Linked DNA regions of Homo sapiens: region 2 is linked to region 1. Evidence: read pairs that join two places in POLR2A ChIA-PET (ENCODE). Cell type or tissue: A673. All regions are shown on one strand.

Evidence for each region. Peaks named below come from ENCODE experiments on the same cell type or tissue, not always from the same donor. Only the 100,000 strongest peaks of a DNase experiment are listed, where the experiment ranks them.
Region 2: POLR2A ChIA-PET joins it to region 1 with 16 read pairs; 3 of 35 experiments call an interaction of 5 or more read pairs at or near these places.

Annotation. Positions count from the first base shown.
Region 1 is chr7:151,884,906-151,892,905 of GRCh38, forward strand. No RefSeq gene overlaps it. Among named protein-coding and RNA genes, the nearest start is that of PRKAG2, 12 kb to the left of the region's middle. RefSeq lists enhancers at 2,841-3,652, 3,653-4,464, 5,433-5,933. In A673, no CTCF peak of the experiment used is centred here; a DNase peak (open chromatin) is centred at 3,556.
Region 2 is chr7:151,413,520-151,421,519 of GRCh38, forward strand. No RefSeq gene overlaps it. Among named protein-coding and RNA genes, the nearest start is that of WDR86, 7.5 kb to the left of the region's middle. In A673, no CTCF peak of the experiment used is centred here; no DNase peak of the experiment used is centred here; H3K27me3 peaks cover 282 bases.

The DNA.
Region 1 (8,000 bases):
CGCCTCGGTAGGACCATTGGTTTCAACCCTATTCTTTATCTTTCAGGTTTAAGAAGCTGGTGCAAACTGTTCACCAAGATGTTCACTGACACATCTCTAGAACGGTGTCATGGTAACCATTTCCCCAAAGACTGACTTACGGTCCAGTATGGGGCTGTGCTCATTTGCGTGGGGATCTATTTTTGTGTGGCCGGTTCCCTCTGCTCTTAGATCCATTCCCTGACCTGCCCGGCTATGGACTGCCAGGGCCTCTAGTCCCAGGATCTTTCACCAACTGGTGTCCGGCGAGCTTTGGCCAATAGGAGAGAATGGAAGAGTAGGAGGGCAACAGAAGCCAGGGGATTCTTCTGCTGTTATTTTGCCTTGAGCAGCATCATGGGAAGCATTTCCTGCCTCTGTGGCTGTGGCCCCACTAGCCTGACCCTCCCTCAGTGGGCCCAGCGTCTGCCGGGCAGCCTTGACTGTGGCCCTAGAGTCACGGAATACTCGAGCAGACCTCTGACGGACATGGTGGGGTGAGCCATGTGGGTCGCTGGGGAGAGGATTCCAAAACAGAAGGGTGAGATCGGGGTGTTTGAAGTTGGTGAGAGAAAGAGTGGTAGGACTTAACATATTGGACAGTAAGGGCCTTGGCTTTTATCTGAGTGAGATGAGATCATGTTGGAGAACATCAACTAGAAGAATGACACAATCTGATTCACGTTTTTAAAGGACCTTAGCAGCCTGGCTGCTATGGAGAGAAAAGACTGTGCAAGCAACAGGGAAAGAACAGGGGAGCACAGTAAGAAGGCCATCGTGTCATCAGGCAGGAGGTGACAGTGCTCAGGCCAGGGTGGGAGAGGAGCAGTGGCAAGAAGGCATTGTTATTTCTGGATATGTTTTGAAGACAGAATCCCCAGAATTTGCTGATAGATTGGATGTGGGGTCTGAGAGGAGGAAAGGGCAGCATGGGAGCACCTGGAATGATCCCACTTACTGGGACGGCAGGGGCAGGGAGGGGCTGGGGAAACAGTTTGCTTTTGGATACAGTAAACTTCAGACATACATCAAACACCCAAGTGAAGAGTCCAGAGAGACAGGGGTCAGGGTGACAAGAGACGCTTGTTTGGAAGTCGTCAACCAAGGGATGGAATTTAAAGCTGTGAGGTGGGAAGAGATGGTCTAGGATGAGAATGTAGACAGCAAAGAGGTTGGGACTGTACCTCGCAGCCTCCAACAGCTGGAGGCTGGGGAGATAAGAAAGAGCCAACAAAGGGACCAGGAAAGAACAGCCAGGGAGTCATCAGGGAATTGGGAGAAAGTGGCCTGCAGAGAGCAAGGGAGAGAAGAAGCAGTGAGTTAGAAGAAGAGGCAGAGTTGATGGTGACCTGGAGGCCACTGGTTAGCTTGCAGGAGCAGAGGAGCTTGAGAGCAGTAGCCTGCTGGGACTGGCTCTGGACATCCAGAGGAAAGGACGTGGTGAATAGTGAGAACTATTTCTAGGAACTTTGCTGTATGAGGGAGCAGAGAATGAGGTGGTGAGCAGGGAAAAATGTGGGTCAAGAGAGGGCTTTTTTTTTTTTTTTTCACGTGAGGGATATGGCCAGGCACGATGGCTCATGCTTGCAATCCCAGCACTTTGGGAGGCCAAGGCTGGTGGATCACCTCAGATCAGGAGTTCAAGACCAGCCTGGGAAATATGGCAAAACCCCATCTCTACAAAAAATTCAAAAATTAGCCAGGTGTGGTGGCACACGCCTGTGGTCCCAGCTACTCAGGAGGCTGAGGTGGGAGGATCGTTTGAGCTCAGGAGGTCAAGGCTGCAGTGAGCCAAGATCACACTACTGCACTCCAGCCTGAGTGACAGAGTGAGACCCTGTCTTAAAAAAAAAAAAAAAAAAGATGGGGGATATTACGGCATGTTTGTGTGCTAACAACCCTGTAACATTCAGGGGAGGGAGTTGTGTCGACGGTGCGGGAAAGAGAGGGGAAAACCTCATAGACAAGAGAGATGAGCTGAACCAGCGGCGTGGCCGGCCGCCAACAGGTGGGAGATGGGACAGATCACCCAGGTGACTGGAAGGGACCGCGTCGAATGCAGCCTGGGAGACACAGTCAGGGAGCTTGTGAGGCTCTTTCCTGAGCGCTTCTGTTTTCCCCGTGAATAAGAGGCAGTGCCACCTGTGGATGGGAGGTTTGAAGGGCGAGAAAAGGTGAGACGGACTCTGGAGGGGAGTGGGAGGCTGAGGTCCATGTGGACATTCTCCCCCCACAGAGGAGGCCTGCTGTTGATGATGTCCTCTATCTTTTCTTCCAACTCAGCAGTAAGTCTTGAAGATTGTGTATATCCTTTCATAGAGAGCTGCTTCATTCCTGAGAATGGCTGCCTAGTATTCCATGGTACGAGCATTGCATAATTTATTATCATTACTTATGTATTACCTTGTATTTATGTGTGCAGTCCTCTACTGATGAAAATGTAGGCTGTTTCCAATGCTGGAATGCTGTGCACATGTCATTTCACACATTTTGGAGTGTGCCGAAGGACAAATGCTTAGACAGGGACTTGCTAGAACAAGGTGTGAAGACATGATTCAGTTTCATAGACCAGTGATTTGTTTTCCTTGGGACGTTCATCCGTTTGCACTCTCACCCACAGTGTATGAACACGCCTGTCTCTCTACACCTTCATCGACACAAATCTATTTCTAACTTTTTGATATTTGCCCACCTCTTAGGTGAAAATAGTATCTCGCACTTTTACTGTGTATTTTTCTTGTGATAAATAAGAATGCACATCTTTTTACACATTCGCGTGTCTTTTTTGAGTTCTCTTTCTGTCTGTTGTCTATTTGTGATTTTTGCCTATTCTCCTATTGGGTAGTGGATCATTTTCTTATCTACTTATAGGCACTCTTTATATATAAAGAGATTAGCTCCTCATCAGTGGGTGGCAAATATTTCTTCCCAGTTATTTTTTGTCTTCTGACTTTGTTTATTATGCCTTTTCTCCATGCAGGATTTTTTCTTTTTATATGTTTTATTTCATTAATTTATTTGTTATGGCTATTTGGGGTTTTCTGCCATATTTAGAGAAGCCCTTCCTACTTCAAAATTATTTTTAAAATCTCTCCCATATTTACTTCTGCATTTGTACTGTTTCCTTTTTTTAACATAAAAAATCATATTACATTTAAATCTTTTTTTTTTCTATATGGCATTTATTCTGGAAAAGATGTGAAGCAGTGGAGGAGGAGATAGACTTTCACAGTAATTTCTGTCCTATTTATTGATGTTGGGCAGGAGGCCTGGGCCCCGGTCCTGGACCGGCGACCATCCCATGCCAGACTTGGCAGGCACGTGCCTCTCTGAGCCTCCACCGCCTTCATCTGTGAAGTGAGACCGCCAGGTGGGGTGATTTCCAAGGTCCTTGCCATCAGACCGTCGAGGAGTCTGTTGAGGATGCTCTCTCCCTTTCTCTCTGGACTCTTGGAGAACTGAGTCGGACACCAAAGTTTGTGTGGTGAGTACAAGGAGTGGCTGCCTTGTCTTCCCGCACTCAGGCAATAAATACTTATTGAGCGCATGCTGTGCGATGAGTCACCAGAAACCCATCTGCACTGATTGAGCCGCCAAATGCCCATCCTACTGATGGCAGATCAATAGGGCCCTTCCTCTACAGGAGCCTGGGAGTGATGATCCAGTGGACATGCAGACAGGAAAATACCAGCTGAACCCACTCCCACCACAGAGTGAGAAACACAGGCGTGGAGGATTTTCCATTTCACGGTGTGTTCATGGATGTCAGCTCATTTCATTCTTACAGTAAGAATTATATCCCCACCCCTACCCTGCCACACACAAATACAAGGTTTGAAAAGGCTGAGTGACTTACACAGCGGCCCTGTTGGAGATCACCAGGCTAACAGCCATCAGCGGCAGGTCAGAGCCAGGGTGTTGTGGCTCTGCACGGAGCCCCACATGCCGATTTAATGGGCTCTGCCATGGCTAACGTTAAATGTCAATGTGGCCAGGCTGCGGTGCTCAGCTGTTTGGTCAAATGCCGGTCACATGCTTCCGTGAAGGCCTTTTTCAAATGAGATGAACGTCTAAATGAGTGGACTGAAAACAGATCACCCTCCATCCTCCACAGCAGGGTGGGTCACATCCAGTCATTTGGAGGCCATGGGAGAAAAGACTCAGATGCCCCAGGGAAAAAGGAATTCTGCCTCCAGACAGCCTTCTGACTCAAAGCTACAACCTCAGCTCGCACCTGAATTTCCAGCCTGCTGGCCTGTCCTGCAGATTTCAGGCTTGGCAGCCCCCATAATCACAAGCTCGTCCCTTAAAGTGAATCAATCTTATCAATCTCTCTCTCCTCTGTGTGTGTGTGTGTGCACGCGGTGGGAGGGAGGGGAGTAAGTTTAAAGAATGGCTGCGATATACACATATATAAGTATATGTATGTACATTATACATACACACATACATATACAAACACTATTGCCTCTGTTTTTCTGGAGAACCCTAATATACTTTTCCTCCCAGGAAAGTAATTACTAATGGTGGAATTTCAGCCTCTGCAGAAGAAGTAGGGGCCAGGGCTGCGGTTCCTTTTGGTTGCTTCCCTAATGACACCACCCAGGGACGTGCCTCTGTGTGCGCTGGCCTTGGGACTTTAAAGAGGTGCACAGGAAGGAGCCTGGGCTCTGGAGTCAGACCTGCCTGGCTGCTTGCTGCTGGTGTGACTGCAGGCAAGCCACGTAGCCACTGAGCAAAAAGGAGAGAAGGATGCCCAGGTGTTTGCAGGCAGCAGGGCTGGCAGAGGCTCCACTCACATTCGTTCCTGTCTCTTCCTTGATGTTAGTGCAAATACCAGACACACAGCTGTAGCACCGTCAACGTGGTTTGCTTTCCAGAATCTTCTGGAAAATTGCAAAAAGTCCACAATTTCCTGGGCACATGCCCTGTTGCCCTCTGAAGCTAATACACCTGGCCCCCAGAGGCCACCCTCACCGCAGAAGAGAGTGTGTTTCCTAGAAGGCTGTTCCCGTGGGTCCAGGGCAGCCGGGGACCTGGCACCTTGGAGTTAGGAGCAGCGTTTCTCAGAGTGGCCCTCAGGCCCTGCTTCAGAGGGTCCAGGAGGTGCCTGGGCTCCTTCCCCAGGCTGTGGTTGGGGGATTTGGGGTAGGGCATGTGTATGCATGTGTGTGTGCTTGTGTGTGCATTCATATGTGTGTGCATTTGTGTGTTCGTGTGTGCGTGTGCATGTGCAAAAGTGTGTACATGTGTGCATGTGTGTTCGTGTGCGCATGCGTACGTGTGTGCATGTGTGTGTGCGTGTGGACATGTGTGAGCGTGTGTGTGCATGTGTAAGCATGTGTGTGCACTCACGTGTGCATATCGTTTGAGATCCACTGCCCTGGCCCTTCCTCTGCTCCTTCTCCTGGGAAGTATTTTGGGAACCAGAAAAAAAGCAGTCACACATTTTGCATCTGTCTTTCCTGCTAGAGAATTGCAGGTGCTGTGTTGAGCCACCCTGCTGTCACCTGACAGGCTGTCAAGGATGCTGTGGAGAACGCCCTGCGCCACAGAGGCTCTGGGCAGCAGAGCAGGGCTGCCTCCCACCTCACTGCGTGGGCGGAGCTCCTTCTCCCAGGGAGGGGAATGTGGAGAGGGGATGCCAGCCTACTTCCCCTTTCCATTTCATGCCGGTGATATTTGCTGTTATTTGGACTATTATTGCAAACATCTTCAGATCTTTGCTGAAGAGAGACTATGCCATGTGAGGTGTAACAGTGGGGGTGTTGGTTGTTATAGGAATTGCTGATTTTACATGAGTCTTTTTCCAGTGACTTTTCGATAACTGAATGACGGAATGAGCTCGAGGCCCATAGATGTGATCTACTTCAGGGCCAGGCAGAAAGAAGGGACTTTTATTCAGTCAGAAGCGGGATCACGTGGGATTTGAGAAGAGTGATCCTTAGCAGAGCTGGGCTTTGCGCAGGGGACTCTGGAGGGAGAGGAGACACAGGGGCTGTTTGGGTCAGGGCTCCAAGGAGAAGGGCACAAGGCCACTATGGAGAGTGCTGTTTCTACCGGGAACTCTTGGAGAGGACTCCATTTTGTTACAGCGGCCAGGGCTCCATGGGTGCTAACCACCTTGGGGATTTGATAGTTTGAAACAAACAAACAAAAAGACATACGCTAAGATCTCTAGAGAGAAATTCCTGTTCGGTCTTAAACCAAGAATAGTTGTCTTTCTCCTGAACTCTTGGTCTGTTTGTATCTTGTGAGTCCTAGAGCTGACTGGAACATAATCACCCAAGCTGTGGCCCACCCACAGCAAGTGCGTGCTCCTGGCTTGACGTATACACACATCTGCTATTGGAGGAAATTACCTCTCCCAGCACAGTATTTAGGTCTGGTAGGGGACGCTGGTATTCTGCCTCCCTAGTCCCTGGCTCAGCCTGTCATAATCACCCCCAGTCGGGAGACTTGGTCTTGGTGGCCAATCAGAGCCTTCCTTGTGACTCTGGCGCTGACAGAGCCCTTTCCATTCTTATCTCGAGGCAGTTAGACTTCAGCCTGGCACTACCCCTGCTCCAGGGACGGCCAGACTGGGAGCCAGGGTACAGTACTCAGAGATGGGAGGAACAGCAAAGCCTGGGTTCCTGTCATCCTTAAGACCAATCCCTCCTCTGCTTCTCCCTGTGAGTCAAGAACATTCCCATATTTTCTTAAGATAGTGTGGGATTCCTGTCTCCTGCAATGCAAGAGTCCTAACGAATAAACTCACTTTTAGTTAACTTAATCATGTTGTCATTTTTGTCCATTTGTAGGTTATTCTTTCTAGAACAAGTGGAGGAGGTAAAGAAGCGTGGCAGGGAGGAGAGAAGCAAAGAAGGAAAGACACGTTGTGTCAGCAGAGCTATAACTAACATGAGTACCTGTTACTGAGCTGCTGCAGCCTCTCCTCTGCCCCACAGCCCCCACAGCCTTCATTGTGGTCAGGTAGCCCTGCACTCCTGCGATCCCCGGGCAGCATCAGGGCGGGAGCAGTGTTGAACAGGGAATGACTTTGGTTTTATCACAAAGCCTCCATGCTGGGTGTCTGTGGGGACGGCAGACTTGTGGTTCATAAAATCCCGAGTCTTTGGGTGGGTGGGCTTCTGACTCCGATTGGTGCTTGTGGGATGCCAGAGTCATTTCCAGGCTCAAGTAAAGCAGAGGCATTGGATCTTCTTGTTACTCTGGGGATTTAGACGAATAACTGGTGGAACTTGAGTGCATTAATCTTCCCCTATAGGAAAATAACTTTTCCCTTTGTAGTCGAAGAGAGCCTGACTAAAGCTTACTAATAACTGGGATTAGCAATGTCCATTAGTAATTTTTCAAGTTACTTGAGCAAGAAAAAAAATAGCGACTGCAGAAGCCAAAACTCAGAACCATCAGCTGATGTTGGTCACTTACTTTGACAAGCATAATTCAGATTCCATTTATTTATGGTTAAATTCCCGCAGCACTGTAACCAGATAACTCTGGGCTGAGGGGATGGGCTGAGGAGTGAGGAAAAATAAACCTACTTTCCTTTTGGTGTACTCTTACCTGTTCCTCATTTGTTTGACCCTAGTATCTCTTTCCATTTTAAAATTCAGATTCACAAAATGGGCCAGGTGTGGGGGCTCACGACTGTAATCCCAGCACTTAAGGAGGATGAGGCGGGCAGATCACTTGAGGTCAGGAGTTCACGACCAGCCTGGCCAACATGGGGAAAGCCCATTTCTACTAAAAATACAACAATTAGCCGGGCGTGGTGGCGGGTGCCTGTGATCCCAGCTACTCGGGAGGGTGAGGCAGGAGAATCGCTTGAACCTGAGGGGCTGAAGTTTCAGTGAGCGGAGATAGCACAACTGTACTCCAGCCTGGGCAACAGAGCAAGACTACGTCTCAAAAATGAACAAACAAAACAGATTAACAGAATGGTTGATCCTAGGACTACATGAGATTGCAAAGTATCC
Region 2 (8,000 bases), 470 kb before region 1:
CAGAAATACCTGCCCACACCTAAAAACTCAGTCACTGAAAGTCTGAAGTCAAATGATTATGTGAAATCTTAGTAGTGGGTACATGTGGTTTCATTAGATTATTCTTTGTATCTATATTTGTACTATCTTATAAGCACTATAAGTTTTAAAACCATACAAGAGGCTCTATGGAAAATAAATTGGACTTCATTAAAATTCAAAACGTGTGCATCAAAAGACACTGTCAAGAGAATGAAAAGACAACCCATATGATGGGAGAAAATCACGTATCTGACAAAGGTCTACAATCCAGAACATATTAAAAAACTCCTACAATTCAACAATGAAAGACCGCCACCCAGTTTTAAAATGGAAAAAGGACTTGACGTTTCCCCAAAGATGTGCTCGTGACGAATGAGCATGTGAAGAGATGCTCACTGTTGGCCGGGCGCGGTGGCTCACGCCTGTAATCCCAGCACTGTGGGAGGCGGAGGTGGGCGGATCACCTGAGGTCAGGAGTTTGAGACCAGCCTGGCCAACATGGTGAAACCCCGTTTCTACTAAAAATAGAAAAAATTAGCCAGGTGTGGTGGCAGGCGCCTGTAATCCAGCTACTCAGGAGGCTGAGGCTGGAGAATTGCTTGAACCTGTGAGGCAGAGGTTGCAGTGAGCTAAGATCGTGCCATTGCACTCCAGCCTAGGCAACAAGAGTGAAACTCCGTCTCAAAAAAGAAAGAAAAGAAAAGATGCTCACTGTCATTAGTCATAAAGGAAATGCAAATCAAAAGTACAGTGAGATGCCACTTAACACCCACTACGATGGGTAATCATAGGATGGGAAAAATAAAATAAGTGTGGGTGAGGATGTGGAAAAATCAACCCTCACACACTGCTGGTGAGAATGTAAGATGGTGCAGCTGCTATGTGACCGTCTGGCAGTCCCTCGAATGATTAAACATAGAGTTATAATGTGACCCAGCAATTCCATATATACCCAAGAGAAATGAGCATTATTCCTAATAGACAAGGGAAGAAACAGCCCCACGGTTCATCAGCCCATGAGTAGATTAACTAAATGTGGCATATGCATATAATGGAATACTGTTCCGCCATGACAAAGAGTGAGGTGCTGATAAACGGTACCACGTGCAGGGACCTTGAAAACAGATTAAGTGAGAGAAGTCAGTCACCAAAGACCACATATTACCTGATTCCATTCATCTGCACGGTCCAGAACAAGGGAGTCTACAGAGATAGTTGGTTAGTGGTTGCCTAGGGCTTGGGGAAGAGGTCTGGGGAGTGGAGAAGTGATGGGTATAGTATACACGGTTCCTTTTTGGGGTGATGAAAATGTTCTAAAATGGACTGTGGTACTGGTTGCTTATTTTAATATATCTGTGAATATATTAAAAAACCATTGAATTGTACACTTTACATGGATCAGCTATACAGTATGTGAACTATTTCTCCATAAAGCTGGGGGTTTTTTTGTTTTTGTTTTTGTTTTTTATTTAGATGGAGTCTCACTCTGTTGTCCAGGCTGGAGTGCAGTGGCGCGATCTCGGCTCACTGCAACCTCCACCTCCTGAGTTCAAGCGATTCTCCTGCCTCAGCCTCCTGAGTAGCTGGAATTACAGGCACACGCCACCATGGCCAGTTAATTTTTGTATTTTTAGTAGAGATGGAGTTTCACCATGTTGGTCAGGCTGGTCTCAAACTCCTGACCTCATGATCCGCCCGCCTCAGCCTCCCAAAGTGCTGGGATTACAGGCGTGAGCCACCGGCCCAGCCAAAGCTGTTTTTAAAAAACCATACATACAGTGAGATATCACTTCATATCCACTAGTCTGGGCCATCATTTTTAAAATGGAAAATCACAAGGGCTGGTGAGGATGTGGAGAAATTGTAACACTCATGCAATGTTGGTGGGAATGTAAGATGGTACTGCCACTTTGGAAAAGAGTGTGGAGGTTCCTCAGTAAGGTTAAACACAGAATTACCATATGATCTAGTAATTCTACTCCTAGGTACATACCTCAGAGAATTGAAAACAGGTGTTCAAACAGAAATTTGGACTTAATGTTCATAGCAGCTCCATCCACAATAGCCAAAAGGTGGAAACAACCCAAGTTTCCATGAACAGATAAACAGATCAACAAAACGTGCTATGTTCATACAATGGAAGAGTATTAGCTCCAAAAGGAAGCACTGATGCATTCTACAACATGGTTGAGCCTAGAAAACATGCTAAGTGAAAGAAGCCAGACACAAAAGACCAATGTATGACTCCACTGATGTGAAATCTCCAGAATGGACCAATCCCTACAGAGGGGAGCAGATCAGTGGCTGCCCAGAGCTTGGAGGAGGGGAATAGGGAGTCACTCCTTCCTGGGCACCAGGTTTCGGTTTGGGGTGATGAAATGTTCTATAACCAGACAGTGGTGATGGTTGCATAACATTGTAAATATGCTTAATGCCACTGGATTGCACAATTTAAAATGGTTATGATGGTAAATTTTATGTTATGTGTGTTTTACCACGTACACACATAAAACTTATTTTGTGCCATTAAAAAGAAAAAGCTCTATGAAGCACCTCTATTATTACTACTGTGATTAATGTTTGCAGAACAATATCAGAGAATTAAAAGTATTTAATGTTTGGAGAATAACATATGGCCATATACCCTTAGAACCCAGTATGTACATGTGTCTAGATTGTCAGTGTTGCTGGAGTCCAGAGAAGGATGGGAGCAGCGCTAGATGTCCAGAGAGCCCTGGTGTCCCTGAGCCAGGCCATGCGCTCAAGGGCTCAGATCTCCCCCACACCTCCCACTCCCTCACATTCAGAACAGCGTTCTCTCCATCTGGCTCCAAGGGGTCAATGTCTATTCCAGTCAGGTTCCGCATTTCAAAGGAGGCAGCGTCAAGAGACCAGATCGTCTGCTCCTGCTAGGAAGTCTTTGTCCTGGTCTCTGTTGGTCACTGCCTCTAGCCCTGGAGTCCAGAGTCAGGCCCAGCTGAGTTAGAGAGTTGCTGCTTGGAGCCTGGCCCTAGGCACAGAGGGAGGTCCGGAATTGGGATGCGCATAGGTTTCTGTGGTCCCCCAACACCTGGGACTGGAACGTCTGGGCCCTTCCTGGGTCTCTCACCAGGGCTATGTTATAAGGACAGGGCGGTTCTGGAGAAAGCCAGCTGGTAAACATCCCATCCCCCCAAATTTTCACTTTATCCCCCATACAGCCTCTTCCTGGCAACTTCAGAGAAATGTCAGAGGCTAATGAGATAGAGGGAATGCAGTTTTAAAACAGCTTTCAAAATTCACTCACTTTGACTTCTGCTTCTGGCCAAGAGGGAGTAACAAGGACCCATTTACCCTCCTGCCTCCTCTCTGAAACAACCCTAAACAAACACAAAATATATGAAGCAATTGTTTTCAAGACACTGTACACCAGGTGGTGAAGGACAGCAATCCCCAAGAGACGGGAAAAAATGAGGCGAGCCGATGACTGGCCCGGTTTACTGCCTTGAGAGAATGTCCAGACCACAGAGCAGGAACGGGGATCCCAGACGGAGCCCAGTGGACTTCCTTGGTTGAGGAAACAGCTGAGTGTCTAGGGAGAACTAAGGGACTGGAGTGAGCAGGACAGAGGACTAGAGAAGGGAGAGCCCTGGAGCGCTACACAGGTTCCCCCTCCACATCAGCTGAGTGTCCGTCAGCACGTGCATGGGAGGAAACGACTCCAAGTAGGATAGGGTCAGAGGCAACTCAGCATCTGCACAGAGTGGAGAATAGTGCAGACAGAGGCGTGAAGACAGTTGCTGTGGATAAGAACACATGGGGCCGGGTGCAGTGGCTCATGCCTGTAATCCCAGCACTTTGGGAGGCCAAGGCAGGCGGATCATGAGGTCAGGAGTTCAAGACCAGCCTGGCCAACATGGTGATACCCTGTCTCTACTAAAAATACAAAAATTAGCCGGGTGTGGTGGCATGCAGCTGTAATCCCAGCTACTCGGGAGGCTTAGGCAGGAGAACCACTTGAACCAGGGAGGCAGAGACTGCAGTGAGCTGAGATCATGCCACTGCACTCCAGCCTTGAACAGAGTGGGATTCCATCTCAAAAAAAAAGAAAAGAAAAGAAAAGAACATATGGACACAAAGAGGGGAATAACAGATACTGGGGCCTACTTGGGGGTAGCAGGTGGGAGGAGGGAGAGGATCAGAAAAAATAACTGTTGGGTACCTGGCTTAGTACTTGGGTGATGAAGTAATTTGTACAACAAGTCCCTATGACACGAGTTTACCCATGTAACAAACCTGCACATGTACCCTTGAACCCAAAATAAAAGTTGAAAATAATTTTTTAAAGGACAGTTATTGGCCAGGCACAGTGGCTCACACCTGTAATCCCAGCACTTTGGGAGGCCGGAGTGGGCAGATCATGAGGTCAGGAGTTCGAGACCAGCTCGGCCAATATGGTGAAACCCTGTCTCTCCTAATAATACAAAAATTAGCCAGGCATGGTGGCACGCGCCTGTAGTCCCCGTACTCAGGAGGCTGAAGCAGGAGAATCTCTTGAACCTGGGAGGCAGAGGTTGCAGTGAGCTAAGATCGCACTACTGCACTCCAGCCTGGCGAGAGAGTGAGACACCATCTCAAAAAAAAAAAAAAAAAAAAAGGACAGTTATTCAGTGATTGTACTGTATTCCATATGTTCAAAAACTTATGTAGGAACATGGAAGATATCAAACAGTTCAAAATTGAACATCTAGAGATGAAAGCAATATCTGGAATTAAACAACACTGGGTGGGATTAACAGCAGATTAGATGATACAGAAGAAAATATTAGTAAACTTAAAGACACAGCAGGAGAAACTATCCAAAATGAAAAACAGAAAGAAAAAGGAACTTAAAAATGAAAAAAAAAATCAGTGATCTGTGGGACAGGTACCCTAAATATATGTAATTGGAGTCCTTGTAGAAGAGGAGAAAAAGGAGGTAACAGAAAAAATATTTGAAGAAATAATGGCTGAAAAGTTTCCAAATTTGATGAATAAGTCCATAGATTCAAGAAACTCATTGTACCCCATCACAAAAACATAAAACGCACAAACTACCAAAGTTGCATCAAGAAGAGTATGTAATCAAAATAGCTCTATATCTATTTTTATTTATTTTTAAAATCGAATATCTGGATAAAACGTTCCACAAAGAAAATTCAAGGCCTAGGTGGTTTTACTGGGGAATTGCATAAAACATTTAAGGAAGAAATAATACCAATTCTCCACAAAATTTCCCAGAAAACTGAAGAGGTGGGAACACTTCTCAATTTATTCCATGAGGCTGGTATTACCCTGATACCAAAATCAGAGACATTATTTGTAAAGAAAATTATAGGCTGGACACCGTGACTCATGCCTGTAATCCCACCACTTTGGGAGGCCAGGGCAGGAAGATCACTTGAGTCCAGGAATTTGAGACCAGCCTGAGCAACACAGCAAGACCTCATCTGTATTAACATTTTAAAAAATCAGCTGGCATGGTGGCATGTTCCTGTAGTTTCAGCTGCTTGGGAGACTGAGGTGGGAGGATCACTTGAGCCTGGGAGGTTGAGGCTGCAGTGAGTTGTGATCGCACCACTGCATTCCAGCTTGGGTGACAGAGCAAAACCCTGTCTCAAAAAATAAATAAAGTCCGGGTGTGGTGGCTCACGCCTGTAATCCTAGCACTTTGGGAGGCTGAGGCGGGTGGATCACGAGGTCAGGAAATCGAGACCATCCTGGCTAACACGGTGAAACCCCGTCTCTACTAAAAATACAAAAAATTAGTCGGGCGTGGTGGCAGATGCCTGTAGTCCCAGCTACTCCAGAGGCTGAGGCAGGAGAATGGCCTGAACCCGGGAGGCAGAGCTTGCAGTGAGCTGAGATCGTGCCACTGCACTCCAGCCTGGGCGACAGAGCAAGACTCCATCTCAAAAAATAAAATAAAATAAAATAAAATAAAATAAAATAAAATAAAATAAAATAAAATAAAATAAATAAAAATAGAAATAAGAAAATTACACACCAATATTTATCATGAGCATAGATGCAAAAATTCTTTTAAAAATTTTAGCAATTGAGTTCAAGAATGTATAAAAACAATAAAACATGGTAACCAAGGTTTATCCCAGGAATTCAAGGTTGGTTTAACATCCAAAAGTCAATCAATGTATGGCATGAGGATAGGCATATAGATTAATAGAATAGAATTGAGAGCCCAGACATGTATGGACCATTCAGCAGGGGAAAGAGTAATCTTTACAAAAAATGCTGCTGGGACCACTGGATAGCCATATGCAGGATACATTTGGGCCTCTACCTCATACCATATAGAAAAATTAACTAAAAATGAATCAAAGACCTAAATGTACGAGCTAAAGCTCTAATGCTTTTAGAAGAAAACACAGGTGTAAGTTTTCTTAATCTTGGATTAGGCAATGACTTCTTAGATACACCTAGAGAATAAGCAAACAAGGAAAAAAAATCAGACTTCATCAAAATGAAAAGCTCTTGTGCTTCAAAGTATGCTATCAAGAAAGTGAAAAATCAACCCACAGAATGGGAAAAATATCACAAATCCTTCCAGCCTCAGACCTGGGAGATACCAGATGTTAAGGAGAAAATCCAAAGGACTTGGAAGACCCTTCCTTGACCGCTTCCTCCATTCTCAGTGCATTTCTGAGGACCGAGACAAGCAAGCCACGGCAAGGCTCTTGGCACCTGGCACAGTTCTCCCAGCCCAGATGGAGATCTCAGACCTTCTGCACATAGGCACCACATGTCTTGAAAGGGGCTTTTGTTCTTATCTGCCACAGTAAGGCACCGTGGTTAGAGTGTGTGTGTGACTGGGAGGGACGAGGAGGGAGCCCCATGCAGGAATGTCTGTTTCCACTCACTCCATAGGATTTCTAACTGCCCACAAAATTATGCCTTTGCTTATTCTTTGTGTGGATTCTGAAGCCCAGCTTAAGGAGTGCTGGGGTTGCTAATCCTACAAAGGGTATTTTGTGTGAGTTCAGTGTCCTTCCTAGTGGGAGCCAGGGCTGGTGGGGCCATCCACTCCACACCCGCCTTTATGTTGCTGGGAGCAGAAAAAGGGAGAAAGTGGGAACCATCCAGATTCTCTGGTTGCGGTGAAATAAATGAGTTTAGTGAGTTTAAGCAAGAAAAATGGATTTATTGAAAAGAGAGCAAGAGAAGATAGAGATAAATATCCAGATTTGAAGGATAAGCACTAGGGAGATGCCAGGGAGCTCGGCAGCTGGGCCTTGTGGAATCATCTCCACGATGTTGCTGCAAGTGGACTTGGCTCCAGCCTGCTTTTTCCCAGTGTGCTTTTGCACCAAGTTTAATTCCAAGGAGAGAAGGCTTAAATACCTTACCTTTTCTTTTTTAAGAGATGGAGTCTCACTCTTTCACCCTGGTTGGAGTGCACTGGTATGATCATAGCTCATTGCAGCCTCGGACTCTTGGGCTCAACCAGTCCTCCCACCACAGCTTCTCGAGTAGCTGGGACTATAGACATGAGCACCCACCTGGCTCAAAGGTCAGAGTTTTTAAAGTTAAGTCACAGAAAGGCTGGGCATGGTGGCCCACGCCTGTAATCCCAGCATTTGGGAGGCTGAGGCAGGTAGATCACAGGAGGTCAGAAGTTCAAGACCAGCCTGGCCAACATGGTGAAACCCCATCTCTACTAAAAATTCAAAAATTAGCCAGCACAGTGGCATGTACCTGTAATCCCAGCTACTCAGGAGGCTGAGGCAGGAGAATCGCTTGAACCCAAGAGGCAGAGGTTGCAGTGAGCCAAGATTGCACCACTGCATTCCAACCTGGGCAACAGAGTGAGACTCTGTCCCCCCCCAAAAAAAAAAAGTCAGAATACACATGTGATATTATAGCAGCTGCCCTCTTCAAGGATGCCTGGCCTTCACATTCAAAGGGTGCCAGGTCTGTGGGCTGACCCGGGTCTGGGAATTTCA